Regions from separate parts of the Homo sapiens genome. Here regions 2, 3, 4 and 5 are each linked to region 1. The links are chromatin contacts, found by Hi-C or POLR2A ChIA-PET in ENCODE. All regions are on one chromosome and are shown on one strand. Each heading gives the region's core, a stretch centred on a gene start or an enhancer-like site at or near the end of the contact. The rest is flanking DNA. Distances are from core to core; before and after follow the strand shown. Region 1 holds the start of OGA (O-GlcNAcase). Region 2 holds the start of TAF5 (TATA-box binding protein associated factor 5). Region 3 holds the start of NDUFB8 (NADH:ubiquinone oxidoreductase subunit B8). Region 4 holds the start of CNNM2 (cyclin and CBS domain divalent metal cation transport mediator 2). Region 5 holds the start of BORCS7 (BLOC-1 related complex subunit 7).

Region 1 (2,615 bases), core at 86-2,585:
TCAGCTACTCGAGAGGTTGAGGCAGGAGAATAGCCTGAGCCCAGGAGGTGAAGGCTGCAGTGAGCCGAGATTGCGCCACTGCGCTCCTGCGCTCCAGCCTGGGCGACAGAGTGAAACTCTGTCTCAAAAAAAAAAAAAAAGTTTGCTCCTAACCCCCATCTCAACAATCCAGGACTGAAAAGAAGAGGGACCATGAAAGTCCCTGAAACTACAAGTTGGGCTACGGCTAAAGAAGGTAAATATCAGACTGAAGTGTAAGATGGACATTACTAAGTCTTAATCATCATTTCATGTTTATACCTCACAGGTTGAGATAGATTTCTCAAGCATCATAAATGTAAAGTGCATTAGGGTAGGTCTACAAGAGAGCTCTGAGAACATACAGCAAGGAGACCCAAACCCATCTAGGGCTCAGGGAAGGCTTCCCAAGGAAGCGATGCCCATGCCGAGGCCGAAGGGATCTCATGCCCCACTGCACACACCGCGCGCTCCCCATTCCCAAACAAGGCAGGCTTTTCATGCCTCCCTACCTTTGGACTCTGTTGTTCGTTCCACTTTCCTGGAGTGCTGTCTTCCCTCCCCTTCTGCTCAGTCAGGCTAACTTCACATCCTTTATAATCCAGCTGAAAAGTGAAGCCATGCCCACGGCCTCTCCCCAAAGGAGGAGTGAGTATCACCTGTTCTGAGCTCCGAAGTTCTTGGGGACACCTTGTGGGAACTGCGTGTGTGGTGGCTTGTCTCCACCACCGTACTGTGAGCTCATAGTGTTCTAGAGCCCAGCACGAGGCAAGCTCTATAGATGTCTACTGAATGAAGGAATGAACGAATGATTACATTTTAAATGGGATTAGGGGAAAATGATTCAAGGCAGAGGGGTGAGCTGAGCTCCTTGGAATGGTGTCTTTACCGAACCAAGCCTGGGTTAGGCAGATGTAATGAGCCCACCTATTACAAGAATCTCCATAGAAAGTAGGTCAGTTCTTTCCTATCTCTTTAAGAACGAGAGGCCGCGGCTCCGCGCCTGCGCACTGAGAGAATAAACACCTCTCCTTTTCACCTTCCCCCCTTCTCCCTATTGCCCCAACCGGCGGCAGCCTCCTCCCATACTCCCCTCCTTCGGGGCGGGTAATGGTCCGTCCGTCCCAGGGTGCCAGGCTTGTTTCGGAGGGTGGCAAGCAGAAATGGTACATTCCACTGCCTTCATTACCTTCTGCTTTTCGCGTCTCCTGTTCTATTTCCCCCTACCTAAAGAAGCTTAATAGGCTAGCCCCAAAGAAGGCGGGGGAGCCGGGCGGAGGGGACCGGTCTGAGCCGGTCTGCAGCGCAAGCGCAGTGCGGATAAACAGGAAGCGGGCGGTGGAGGCAGCAGCAGAGGGAGAGCTCGGGGCTTGGAGGGGAAACAGCGGAAGACCTAAGATTATCGGGAGGGCAGCAGAGGCAGAGAACGAGGACAGGACCCTTGGCCGTCTTCTTCCAGGGAACGAGAGGTCACAGCCTCGCTCTCCGCTTAGGCTTCTGGCGCCCCAGCTTAAAGCCGAGGCTGCGGCTGACAAAGGGCTCGCGCCGGTGCCGCCGCCCTTCTCATCCGGGCATTCGGGTCCCTGCGGAGAGGGAGGGGGAAGGGCAGAGGGGGAGGGGAAGGAGCCGGAGGGGCGCACACTTGGAGCTGAAGCCCTCTCCAGGGCTCCGGGCCGGTGCCCCAACGGACAGAGGTCGAGGAGGACCCGCAGAGGTGGCAGCGGCCGGGGGCAGGAGGATGGTGCAGAAGGAGAGTCAAGCGACGTTGGAGGAGCGGGAGAGCGAGCTCAGCTCCAACCCTGCCGCCTCTGCGGGGGCATCGCTGGAGCCGCCGGCAGCTCCGGCACCCGGAGAAGACAACCCCGCCGGGGCTGGGGGAGCGGCGGTGGCCGGGGCTGCAGGAGGGGCTCGGCGGTTCCTCTGCGGTGTGGTGGAAGGTGAGCGCCCTCCTTCCCTCCCCGTTTTGGCACTAACACGTTCTGTCCTCGGGAGGAGGGTGGTGGCGGGGATTTTGGAGACTCTAAAAGGCCGGAAAGCCTCTGGGTCTGAAATGTGGCCCTCCTAAAGCGAGGGGAGAGACGAGATGTTGGGCGAATCTCCTTGCACGTCTTAAGACGGCGTCGAATTCCCCCCTGGCCACTCACAAGTCTGACCCCACCCGTCTTGGGCTTGGAGCCAGGCCACCTCCTAAGGAGGCGGTGGTTAAGAGCCTGGTGTTCTGTTAGCCTCTGAGTTCTACTTCTTTGTACCTTGGGATCTTATTCCCTAGGGTTGTCTGGTTCCAGTGAAAAAATATGTGTAGTGCTTCTGTCACCACCCTTTGTGGAAAATCGGCCCACACTGACGTGCTTGTACTTCTGGAGTGAAGAGAAGCACGTTTGGCCTATAGTATTTCAAGTTCCACTTGGCTTAGAATATTTTTGTTGCTTCCCCCCACCCCCGCAAAGATTCATTTGCAACTTAGAAAATTGCCCTCTTTCCCAGCTACTGTACTTTGCTCTCGAGGGATGAAACTTTGGCTTTAATCACAGATTCTCGAAGTATCTGAGATGCGTAATTGGAATTTAGTGACCGCAGAAGCGGCTTTAAAAATGCCC
Region 2 (2,615 bases), core at 57-2,556, 1.5 Mb before region 1:
GGCGGCCGGGCGCGGTGTCTCACGCCTGTAATCCCAGCACTGTAGGAGGCCGAGGCAGGTGGATCATCTGAGGTCAGGATTTCGAGACCAGCCTGACCAACATGGTGAAAGCCCGCCTCTACTAAAAATACAAAAATTAGCCGGCCGTGGCAGTAGGAGCCTGTAGTCCCACCTACGCGGGAGGCTGAGGCAGGAGAATTGCTTGAACCCGGGAGGCGGAGGTTGCAGTGAGCCAAGATTGCGCCACTGCACTCCAACCTGGGCAACAGAGCAAGTTTCCGTCTCAAAAAAAAAAAAAATCTATAAAGTATTTATCAACACATCTTTTAAGAGGAACTAAAGAAATAAAGAGAAAATAAAGTACTTACAGTACTTAAAGTACGCTAGTACGAAACTGTACAAACACTGTTAGTGTCATGCGGACCTGCCCAAGGCTCAAAAGCCCAAATGAAAGGAAAGGGACCAAGAGCGTGAAGATCCCGCCTCTCCGCGCTCACCTTCCCCATACATCCCTCTGCTCAACAGCTCTCCTCAGCTTCTCACTGGAACTGACAGCTCGGAAGGGGGTTTGACTGCGCAGCCCGCGCACTAGAGAAAGGGGCGGGCATGTGGCCCTAGAGGCGGGCCCAGGAAATTCAAAACAAGCCCGCAGAGGTGCAGGCCTGCCAGCCCCTGCCTTACCGGCTTGCTCCCCTTCGCGGCGGCCGTACCTACCCGGGACCCCACGGCTCACCTTTACCCGGAGCCGCAGGACCTGAGGCTGAACCTGAGACGACCGTGGCCCCCGAAGCGCCAGTGCCCGGAGGGTCGGGGGCCGCAGGGCCAGGGGCCGAGGCGGTCACCCGGCTGAGAAGCGCGCTGGTCACCTCAGCGCCGGCGCTGTCCACCTCTCCCGGGGCTCCGGAGCCCGCCACTGCCTCCTCCAGCAGCCCGGCCTCACGGCGCAGCGCCTCTTCGGCCTCGCGGAGTTTGCTCTGCCGTAGGAACTGCAGCACGGCCAGTAGAGTCTGTCGGTCATGCGGAGCGCCGGCGTCCGGAGCAGCGGCGGGCACCGGGGCCGCCCCCGCCGGGGCAGCGGCGGAGACAGCCACCGTGGGCTTGGGGGTCCCGCCATCCCCGCCAGTGGACGACGACGCCGCAACGTTCCCGCCGCCGCCGTTGGGGCCGTTGTTGGTAGTGCCGCCGCTACCCTCGCCTGCGCCGTCCCCCGCCTGCGGAGGTAGCAGCGTTGGCGGTCCCTCAGGCTCTAGCTTGACCGCCACCTCCGTCTGCTCCTCCGCCAGCGCCGCCATCTTGCGGCTGAGCCACCTCGCGCCGTCAAGCGTGATTGCATTTTCGCCACATGGAGGGCGGGGAGGAGCATTTCACGACAACTCTAGTAGGCCATTTACGGCAGTAGGAGGAGCGAAAAGGAAGGAGAAACGGAATAGGAAAGAGAGCAACTTTCAAAACCGAGCGAAAGAAAGGCAGGAAGTGGGCATTGGTGACCACCTATTACATTTGCCTGAGAATAATTGCCATTTATTGCAGGCCAGCTATATTTAGGCATTATGATAGATGTTTTACATTATGTGATCTCCTTCAATTCAATAATCTTTTTCTTTTTTCTTTTTTTTTTTTTTGAGACGGAGTTTCGCTCTTGTCGCCCAGGCTGTTAAGCGATTCTCCTGCCTCAGCCTCCCCAGTAGCTAGGATTACAGGCATGCGCCACCACGCCCTGCTACAATTAAATAATCTTATGAGGTAATATTATCCCCACCTCGCAGATGGCTCAGTTGAAACCAAGAGAGGTTAAATAACTTACCAGAGGCAAGAAGAAAGTCCAAATGTCAACATTCGAATCCACGTATTTAACTCAAAAACATATACCATTTGCCAGAGGGAGGCTTCCGAGATACTGGTAGTTTTACATTTTGACCTGAATAGTGCTTACTTTTTTTTTTTTTTTGTCATTTTTACTTTTGTAAAAGTTAATCGAGCTGCATGCATTACATTACATTTATTTATTTATTTAACTTTTGAGACGGAGTGTCGCTCTGTCGCCCAGGCTGGAGTGCAGTGGCCCGATCTCAGCTCACTGCAATCTCTGCCTCCTGGGTTCAAGCGATTCTCCTGCCTGAGCCTCCCGAGTAGCTGGGATTACAGACGTGTGCCACCACGCCCGGCTAATTTTTGTATTTTCAGTAGAGACAGGGTTTCGCCATGTTGGCGAGGCTGGTCTCCAACTCCTGACCTCAGGTGATCCACCGGCCTCAGCCTCCCAAAGTGCTGGGATTACAGGCGTGAACCACTGCGCCTGGCCCGTATACATTACATTTCAATAAAAAGTTTTTAACGCCAGGTGCGGTGGCTCACGCCTGTAACCCCAGCACTTTGGGAGGCCGAGGCGGGCGGATCATGAGATCAGGAATTAGAGACCAGCCTGACCAACACGGCAAAACCCCGCCTCTACTAAAAATACAAAAAATTAGCCAGGCATGGTGGTGCGCCCCTGTAATCCCAGCTACTCGGGAGGCTGAGACAGAAGAAGAGCTTGAACCCGGGAGACGGAGGTTGCAGTGAGCCGAGATCCCGCCACTGCACTCCAGCCTGCGCGACAGTACGAGACTCCGTCT
Region 3 (2,615 bases), core at 73-2,572, 1.3 Mb after region 1:
GCTGTGTTGGCCAGGCTGGTCTTGAACTCCTAACCTCAAGTAATCTTCCCACCTCAGCCTCCCAAAGTGCTGGGATTACAGGCGTGAGCCACCGCACCCGGCCTAAAAGGGTGAATTTATGGTATGTGAATAATATCTTAATAAAAATAAATAAATTAGATCAACTCTGTTTCTTGACCTAAATTGGATCAGGGTTTGCTATTGGTTGAATGCAGATGTTGTGCAATTATTCTGAACATCAACTAGTGATGTCATTTACAAGACAGCAAGTTGCTGTGTAGTCCTTCCCAAAATTTATATATTAAATAGTATATATCCATATTTGTTTACTTTTTATAACTTAAAAAAAAAGAGACGAAGTCTCACTATGTCACCCAGGCTGGTCTCAAACTCCTGGTCTCCAGCCATTCTCCAACCTAGGCCTCCCAAAGTGTTGGGATTACAGGTGTGAGCCACAGCTCCCAGCTTATATGCATTTTTATTGCTCTGATATATACTTGAGAATGTTTATAATAATAGGTTCTGCTCCAAAACAGTGGTCACCTGAAAAGTCACTGGAAATACGTGCATATTTATAATGTGTAAGTTATTCAAATCCCAAGTGAAAACATTCATATGCAAACATAATAATGTCTCCAATTCTTCTGTTGAGTTAGTTTGTTCATTATGGGCCGGTTTGTAATTTGTTTTATCCAAGTCCTACCAACTCTGAGGCTTTAAGCTGTCTCTGGAGAGCTGCCTCTGGTGATAAGTTTAATTTTACATTTGTTGGGTTGAGGTGACTGAGACATGCAGATGGAAACACGGACTGAAACTAAGGAGCCAATTCAGGGCCGAATTGTGTGTTGCACTGGCGTCTAAGTGAAGATCAACCCATTTGGAGAACAGAACAACAAGCAAGACCAACAGGTGAATTTGAAGAATGATCATGTTTGGGGATGGAAGGAAGTGCCCGTGAAGGAGAGGAAAGCAAGCAGCCAGAGAAGAGAGTAAGACAGGCTCATTTCACTAGTACAGCTCCTGGGGGAGGTGGTTAAGCTGTCTACCTGAGTTGCTCAGGTTCCGAGTTCCCATCATCCCTGGATGGGTCTAAGTCAGCTCAGGGAGAAAAAGGACACAACATTCTGAAATGTCAGAGACCTGCCTGGTTTTCCCTTCTTCCCGCTTATCCTTCCCAGCCTCTATCCAACCCTTGGCTTCCCAACTGCGTATTTAAACCCCGCCCCTGTTGAACCCTTCGGCTTTTCTTCACTCCCGGCTTCCTCCGTCACGTTTGGCCCGGCTCAGCCGCCGTGACAGGCCTTTGCGCATGTGCAGAAGGGAAACGTGAAGAAGGTGAAGATGGCGGTGGCCAGGGCCGGGGTCTTGGGAGTCCAGTGGCTGCAAAGGGCATCCCGGAACGTGATGCCGCTGGGCGCACGGACAGGTCCGCGAGAACGGGCGAGACCTCAGTGTGGGAAGGGGGTACCTGAAATTTGGTGTATCGGGAGGGGGGATCGTAGATGCCGCGGCGGCAGCCTCCGGGTAGGGAGTGGAGGTGGCGTTGATATATCCAGAAAATGGGGTGGAGGATCGCACTGATCCTGCGAAGTCCCGGGCTCGGACCTCTGCAGCCCCTGCGACTTGAAGCCTTCGGAGCGGCTGGAGAGCGGGCTCGCTTCTGACCTGTTCTCTTCTGCGTTCTAGCCTCCCACATGACCAAGGACATGTTCCCGGGGCCCTATCCTAGGACCCCAGAAGAACGGGCCGCCGCCGCCAAGAAGTATAATATGCGTGTGGAAGACTACGAACCTTACCCGGATGATGGCATGGGGTGAGACAGAGAGGGTATGCTCGCACCCAAGTAGTGATGGGAGAAGGCCGGCTGGGTTGGGTGGCTTGACTGTGACCCTTTTTCCCGAACCTTCTCGTGACCCCTCAGAGTCAATGGAGTGGGTGCTTTTCTCTGTGGAGGGAGGTGGGAGGGGGGTGGGTGAGCAGCTGCAGCTGAGAGGACTTCAATTTTCTCCTTGGCTCAGGCTGTTTCCTCAAATGAGGAAGCCGAGGTTTTAATGGCTCCCTCGAGGACCCCCGAATAGCAGGAGCCTTCCTTGGCTCTATCCAGAGCGTCGAGTTTCATTTAGATTGAGCATCTGCTGCGCTCAGGTGCTGTCATCCAGGCATGTGACCAGGCTGGAGCTGGACTCCTGTCATGAGAATCTTATTTGTAAACGGAGTACTCTATATTTGTGTGTATGTCTCTTTAAAAAAAATGTTTTTCTGTTAGTGCTGTGGAAATCGTAGCAACTATTAAGCAGATTAAACAGCCAGCCCCCTTACGTACTCCAGTTGATGTTATCCTATCCCTTCCACACTCTTCCGTATCCATACCCACATAACATCCCAATGGTTAATTATCTGAAGTGATTATCATCGCCTTTATTTCCTGTCCTAATGTCACTCTTTCAATCTTGGTTTCAGCAACTTCTATTCTTCTTGTTATACACTCATTTTCTGTAGCATATGTCTAGTTGTCATCATTTCCTGTTTTTTCTTATGTTGTGGACAAGAGCAGCCTTGTTCGAAGCCAGTGTCAGATGAACCTGGATTTGTTGGGGAAAACCCAGCTTAGCAAG
Region 4 (2,615 bases), core at 86-2,585, 1.1 Mb before region 1:
ATGAAAAACTTGGTGAGGAAGATGGTGTTGGCCCCCACAGCCAGGCCATGCCGGGAGCAGATGGCCTGGGGCACGATCTCTCCGAAGATGACGATACCGATGGTGGAGACTACCACGGCCACGAGGCCCGAGCCGGCGATGTCGTCGAGCAGGATGGTGAGCGTGGTGTTGACCAGCACGTTGCCCAGCAGCAGTGAGCACAGCAGGTAGTTGCCCTGCCTGCGCACCGGCTCGATGCGCTTGGCGTAATTCTTCTCCTTCTCCGTGCCGCAGTTCTGCACGATGCGCAGCTCCATCGGGTCCAGGGCCATGAGCCCCAGGTTGAGGCCGCTGAACATGCCCGACAGGCACAGCAGCAGCGAAATGAAGATCACCTGCAGCCAGAAGGGCAGCAGGAACTTCTTCTCTTCGCCTACGATCATCTTGGTGTCCTCGCCGTCGTGGTAAATCCAGGTGGTCTCGGCCCACGGGGGCGGCGGGAGCCCGGCCACCCCCGAGCCACCCTTGCCCCCGACGGCGCCACCCGTGGACCCCGAGCCGCCGGCGCCCAGGGCGGGCGTGGAGAGCGACGTGCACAGGTAATAGGACTTGCTCTTCTCCATCTTGCGTAGCGGTTTGATCTCGATCTCGATGATGCCCGAGGTGCGGCGGTTGAGAATGATGTGGGGCAAGATGATGATGTCTGAGGTGCGGATGCCGCATCGCTGGGGGCCGCTGTCCGGCTCTGGCGGCGCGGGGCCCCCCAGCCCGCGCTCCCCCGGGCTGTGGCGCCGCCGCTCGTGCTCGGTGAAGGCGATGCGGGACCACGTCTCGTTATTGATGTTCTGCCCGTACACCCGCAGCTTGACCCGGGTCCGTTCGCTCACCCGCAGCGCCCCCCCTTCCATGAACGACACGTCGTTCGTGTCCTCCAGTCGCAGCCCGATGATCACCGTCTCCTCATTCTCGCCCACCGCTGCGCAGCCGCCCGCACCGCAGCAGCAGCTCAGCAGGAGCAGCGGCAGCAGCCGCCCCGCAGCCGCCTGCAGGATCCCCCGGCCGCGAGCGCTGAGGCTGCGGCGCGCCGCCATCTTCCAAGTGGGCAGTGCGGCGGCTGCCTGCCCGCCCGCCATCTTTACTTTGGGTTCACAAGCGCCACAGCCAATCATAGGGTGGCTGCTCCAGCTGCGGCTTCATCCTTTCAACCCGGCGGCGCGAGCGCAGGTACCGGCCCCTGGGCGAGACTGCAACGGAGCGTCCGCGGCCAGTGCTCAGCAGTTCGCCTCCCTGACTGACACTGACTCCACCTCAGCCAGCTGAGGAACCCCGAGGCTCGCGGGAGGGAAAGAGGGAGGGAGAGGAGCGCCGGCTGCTCCCGCGAGAGGCAGGCCGACCAGCCAATCACAAGCGGGTGCCCGCCCTCCCAGCCAGGGGGCTGGAATGGGGGCGTGACCGTGTGCCGCTCCGCGGACCAATGGCAAGGTAAGTGGGTGGGGCGACGAGAGCCACCGTCCCCGTCTGCACGCCAAGTTTCCAACTGAAAGGCGCGTGACTCTTGTGTATGTGCGAGGGGAGGGGGCGTGGCCATCTGGGACTCGAGAGCCAGTCAAAGATGAGAGCTGAAGAAAAAGGGGCGTGGCATCCGTCCTGCTGCCAATGGGAAGGAGCCGTCCCTGGGGCCCGCGCTCCCCAGGGGCCCCTGTAGTAGATCCCGGAGCCTGGACCGGCCAGGTTTGGACTAAAGCCCTGCGGCGCAAGGCGGCAGGTTCCCGGTGCACCGGTTACTGGCTCTCCAGTTCTCAATTCGTAGGCACAAAGCCGCGCGCCCTCCTGCCCCGGAAGCCCGAGAAGCCAACTAGAGGCGGCTTGGGATGCACACAGCCTAAAAAGCCGGGGCACCGGCCGCTGTCCCCAACTCCACCTGCGCGGCGCTCCGCCGGGGTAAGCGGCGTCGGTGGCCCCGGCACAGCTGCGGACCAGCAGTCCTCGCGCCTCGAGACTCCTAGGGTACGGGCTCTCTGCGGCTCGCGATCACGTGGCGCCACCTGCGGGCAGCATGAGCGCCCTGCAACGCTTTCCAGGTCGGCGGCGTACCCCAAAAGGTGTGCAGAAGTTACGGATGGAGCGGTCAGGGGGACAGTTCCCCAAATTTCCTAGTCATAGAACCCCTACATATTATTGCTAGGAGTATATACTTCCTAGACCTTTTCCCATATTTACAGAGTGGGAAGGGCCCCGAATCTGTATTCCCAGCAGGAATTCAGGCAAGTTAAGGAAATGGGAGGGGGCAAGCATCCTAAACAGACCCACAGAGGCTCATTCTTAATCACACTGACCAAACTCTGCTAGGGTCTTAGGTCACTCAAGAGCAAAAAGTTCTGGAAACCTAGCTCCCCAGTACTCCCAACGTCACCTGGAGGTGACGAGGTAGCAGAGTAGCTGCCAAATTGGTCTTTTCCTTGAAACTTAAAACATTCAGGCCGGGCGTTGGTGGCTCACGCTTGTAATCCCAGTACTTTGGGAGGCCGAGGCGGGCGGAGCATGAGGTCAGGAGATCGTAGACCACGGTGAAACCCCGTCTCTACTAAAAATACAAAAAATTAACCGGGCATGGTGGCGGGCGCCTGTAGTCCCAG
Region 5 (2,615 bases), core at 40-2,539, 1.0 Mb before region 1:
TTAAATGAATACTGTGGAATGAGTTTTTTACACATGAAATTCTCAGCTAATCAAACAAAATAGCTATGTGGAGACTGCTCAAGAAGCAATGCTGCCAGGAGCGGTGGCTCACGCCTGTAATCCCAGCACTTTGGAAGGCTGATGCAGGCAGATCATGAGGTCAAGAGTTCGAGACCAGCCTGGCCAACATGGTGAAACCTCATCTCTACTAAGAATACAAAAATAGCCAGGTGTGGTGGTGCGTGCCTGTAATCCCAGCTACTCAGGAGGCTGAGGCGGGAGAATCACTTGAACCCAGGAGGCGGAAGTTGCAGTGAGCCAAGATCACACCACTACACTCCAGCCTGGCGACAGAGCTAGACTCCGTCTCAAAAAAAAAAAAAAAAAAGGAAAAGTACTTCCTTCAATTAGTCATTCTAAAGACTTCATGAATTAAACTCCATAAAAGACAACAGTGTCTAGCATATATAAAATGCTAAATAAATGTACGTTTATTATGATGAATATGTTGAATATTTACAGGTGGTTAACTATAAACACCTCTAGTTGAAAATATATATAATATATATTACATATATTATATATAATATATATGTATATTATATATGTAATATATACATACACATTATATATAATATATACGTATATATATTATATAATACGTAATATATAATACTTATATATATAATTCGCCTCCCAGGTTCAAGCAATTCTCCTGCCTCAGCCTCCCAAGTAACTGGGATTACAGGCATGTGCCACCACGCTCGGCTATATATTTTTTTAATTATTATTTTTTAGTAGAGACGGGGGTTTCTCCATGATTGTCAGGCTAGTTTCGAACTCCCGACCTCAGGTGATCCGCCCGCCTCGGCCTCCCAAAGAGCTGTTTTAAAGCACAGGTTCCCATGGCATCGCTTCTTCCCCCAACCCTCACACACTGTCCCTAACCAAAGAGACTGCACACCCCAGAATGCAACACGCGCCTCCGCGAAGAAGACCTACTCATAGCAAGTACTTCACAGCCTACAATTCCCAAGATGCAACGCGACCTCCTTCCCACAGCAACGAAAGACTGCGACTCCCCGGACTATCAGGCCGGGAGAGTCCACTTCCAGCTCACCTCGGAGCTCCGGGAGCCTTTCAGCACCTGCTTGGTGAGCGCGATTACGTCAGTACCACAGGTGGTCACCTTCTCCGTGAGAAGCCCCTTCACGGACTGACCGAACCGCGCTTGAGACTCTGGCGTTCCAGTCGCCATCATTTCAGTTAGCGAACGGTTGCGCACTGACGATGGTGAGTCGCCGGGGCCAAAAGACAAGCAAAGCGGAAGGAAAAGAGGCGTCTCTTCCTCCATGGGAAAAGGAAGGGACGCATGCGCCTGATGGAGGTTGACCTTTGCTCACTAAACTCATGAACTATTCATTGATATCCTGAGGAAAACAGGGTCCAGGCAAACATCTCTGGAGGGGATGGAGGACAGTTTCATTGACTCTATGGTTCAGAATCGGAAAGCCTGCGGCAGGGCATGGCGGCGCACGCCTGAAATCCCAGCCCTTTGGGAGACCCAGGCAGGAGGATCACCTGAGCCTGAGAGTTCCAGACCACCCTGGGCAACATAGCGAAACTCCATCTCTTTAAAAATAAAATAAAATTAAAATTAATACAAATAATTAAAAAGAATCAGAAGGCCCGGATTACAGTCCCAATGCTACCATTTAGCAGTGTGTGGCTGCAAATTACTCAGCTTCTGTCTTATATTCCTCATCTGTTAAACAGAAGTAATAATGTTTCCAAGGGGTTATGAGAATATCATTCCATTCATATATATATACACATATATATATATACACATATATATACACATATATACACATATATACATATATATACATATATATACACATATATATATACATATATATTTTTTTTTCCCCAGAGTCTTGTTCTGTTGCCTAGGCCTTTTTTTGATTAATTGAGACAAGGGGCCAGGCGTGGTGGCTCACGCCTGTAATCCCAACACTTTGAAAGGCCAAGGTGGATCACTTGAGGTCAGGAGTTCAAGGCCAACCTATCCATATGGTGACACACCTGTAGTCCCAGCACTTTGGGAGGCCGAGGCAGAAGGGTCACTCAAGGCCAGGAGTTCAGTATCAGCAGCCTGGGCAACATAGCGATAACTTGTCTCATTTTATTTAATTTTATTTTATTTTATTTTTTTTTTGAGATGGAGTCTCGCTTTGTTGCCCAGGCTGGAGTGCAGTGGCTCGATCTCAGCTCACTGCAACATCCGCCTCCTGAGTTCAAGTGATTCTCCTGCCTCAGCCTCCCAAGTAGCTGGGATTACAGGTGCTTGCCACCAGGCCCGGCTAATTTTTGTATTTTTAGTAGAGATAGGGTTTCACCATGTTGGCCAGGCTGGTCTCAAATTCCTGACATCTAATGATCCACCAGCCTTGGCCTTCCAAAATGGTGGGATTACAGGCGTGAGCCACTGCACCTGGCCTCATTCCATTCAATTTTAACAAACATTTCATGAACTAAATACCAGACACTGTACTAGGCTGGGGATAGAGAAAGAAATGAAATACAGTTCTTGTCTCTGTGGAACTCCCAGG

Evidence for each region. Hi-C counts contacts between places; a loop is a spot of excess contacts on that map. ChIA-PET counts read pairs that join two places held with the same protein, here RNA polymerase II (POLR2A). Pooled maps may share reads with other maps.
Region 2: a map of mammary epithelial cell shows a loop between it and region 1 (12-fold over the local background). The contact joins the promoter of TAF5 here to the promoter of OGA in region 1. A Hi-C loop is called at or near these places in 1 of 168 maps with a recorded cell type or tissue (mammary epithelial cell) and 9 of 50 pooled maps. POLR2A ChIA-PET finds 5 or more read pairs at or near these places in 3 of 52 experiments (OCI-LY7, T-cell and activated CD4-positive, alpha-beta T cell).
Region 3: a loop to region 1 is called in a map of gastrocnemius medialis, with 5 times the contacts of the local background. The contact joins the promoter of NDUFB8 here to the promoter of OGA in region 1. A Hi-C loop is called at or near these places in 1 of 168 maps with a recorded cell type or tissue (gastrocnemius medialis), 2 of 37 single-sample maps with no recorded cell type and 13 of 50 pooled maps. POLR2A ChIA-PET finds 5 or more read pairs at or near these places in 1 of 52 experiments (activated B cell).
Region 4: a loop to region 1 is called in a pooled map, with 21 times the contacts of the local background. The contact joins the promoter of CNNM2 here to the promoter of OGA in region 1. A Hi-C loop is called at or near these places in 2 of 37 single-sample maps with no recorded cell type and 8 of 50 pooled maps.
Region 5: a pooled map shows a loop between it and region 1 (13-fold over the local background). The contact joins the promoter of BORCS7 here to the promoter of OGA in region 1. A Hi-C loop is called at or near these places in 2 of 37 single-sample maps with no recorded cell type and 7 of 50 pooled maps. POLR2A ChIA-PET finds 5 or more read pairs at or near these places in 1 of 52 experiments (activated naive CD8-positive, alpha-beta T cell).

The regions. Positions count from the first base shown.
Region 1 is chr10:101,817,164-101,819,778 of GRCh38, reverse strand. OGA (O-GlcNAcase) reads left to right here and starts at 1,335. Exons shown (of 16, transcript NM_012215.5): 1 at 1,335-1,955. The coding sequence starts at 1,757. It overlaps KCNIP2-AS1 (KCNIP2 antisense RNA 1), which reads right to left and starts at 711. Exons shown (of 3, transcript NR_045118.1): 1 at 531-711. RefSeq lists enhancers at 1,306-1,425, 1,227-1,802 and silencers at 1,576-1,635, 1,716-1,775.
Region 2 is chr10:103,366,667-103,369,281 of GRCh38, reverse strand. It overlaps TAF5 (TATA-box binding protein associated factor 5), which reads right to left and starts at 1,306. Exons shown (of 11, transcript NM_006951.5): 1 at 734-1,306. The coding sequence starts at 1,292. RefSeq lists enhancers at 4-73, 1,204-1,443, 1,196-1,490 and a silencer at 534-1,073.
Region 3 is chr10:100,528,578-100,531,192 of GRCh38, reverse strand. It overlaps NDUFB8 (NADH:ubiquinone oxidoreductase subunit B8), which reads left to right and starts at 1,322. Exons shown (of 5, transcript NM_005004.4): 1 at 1,322-1,426; 2 at 1,687-1,813. The coding sequence starts at 1,342. RefSeq lists enhancers at 850-899, 1,033-1,615, 2,458-2,615.
Region 4 is chr10:102,917,014-102,919,628 of GRCh38, reverse strand. CNNM2 (cyclin and CBS domain divalent metal cation transport mediator 2) reads right to left here and starts at 1,335. Exons shown (of 8, transcript NM_017649.5): 1 at 1-1,335. The coding sequence starts at 1,148. LOC107984265 (a long non-coding RNA gene) reads left to right here and starts at 1,294. Exons shown (of 3, transcript NR_160733.1): 1 at 1,294-1,461. RefSeq lists silencers at 660-749, 1,360-1,539 and enhancers at 1,009-1,695, 1,696-2,382.
Region 5 is chr10:102,852,933-102,855,547 of GRCh38, reverse strand. BORCS7 (BLOC-1 related complex subunit 7) reads right to left here and starts at 1,289. Exons shown (of 5, transcript NM_001136200.2): 1 at 1,121-1,289. The coding sequence starts at 1,261. BORCS7-ASMT (BORCS7-ASMT readthrough (NMD candidate)) reads right to left here and starts at 1,338. Exons shown (of 15, transcript NR_037644.1): 1 at 1,121-1,338. RefSeq lists enhancers at 954-1,143, 743-1,255, 1,214-1,273, 1,256-1,769.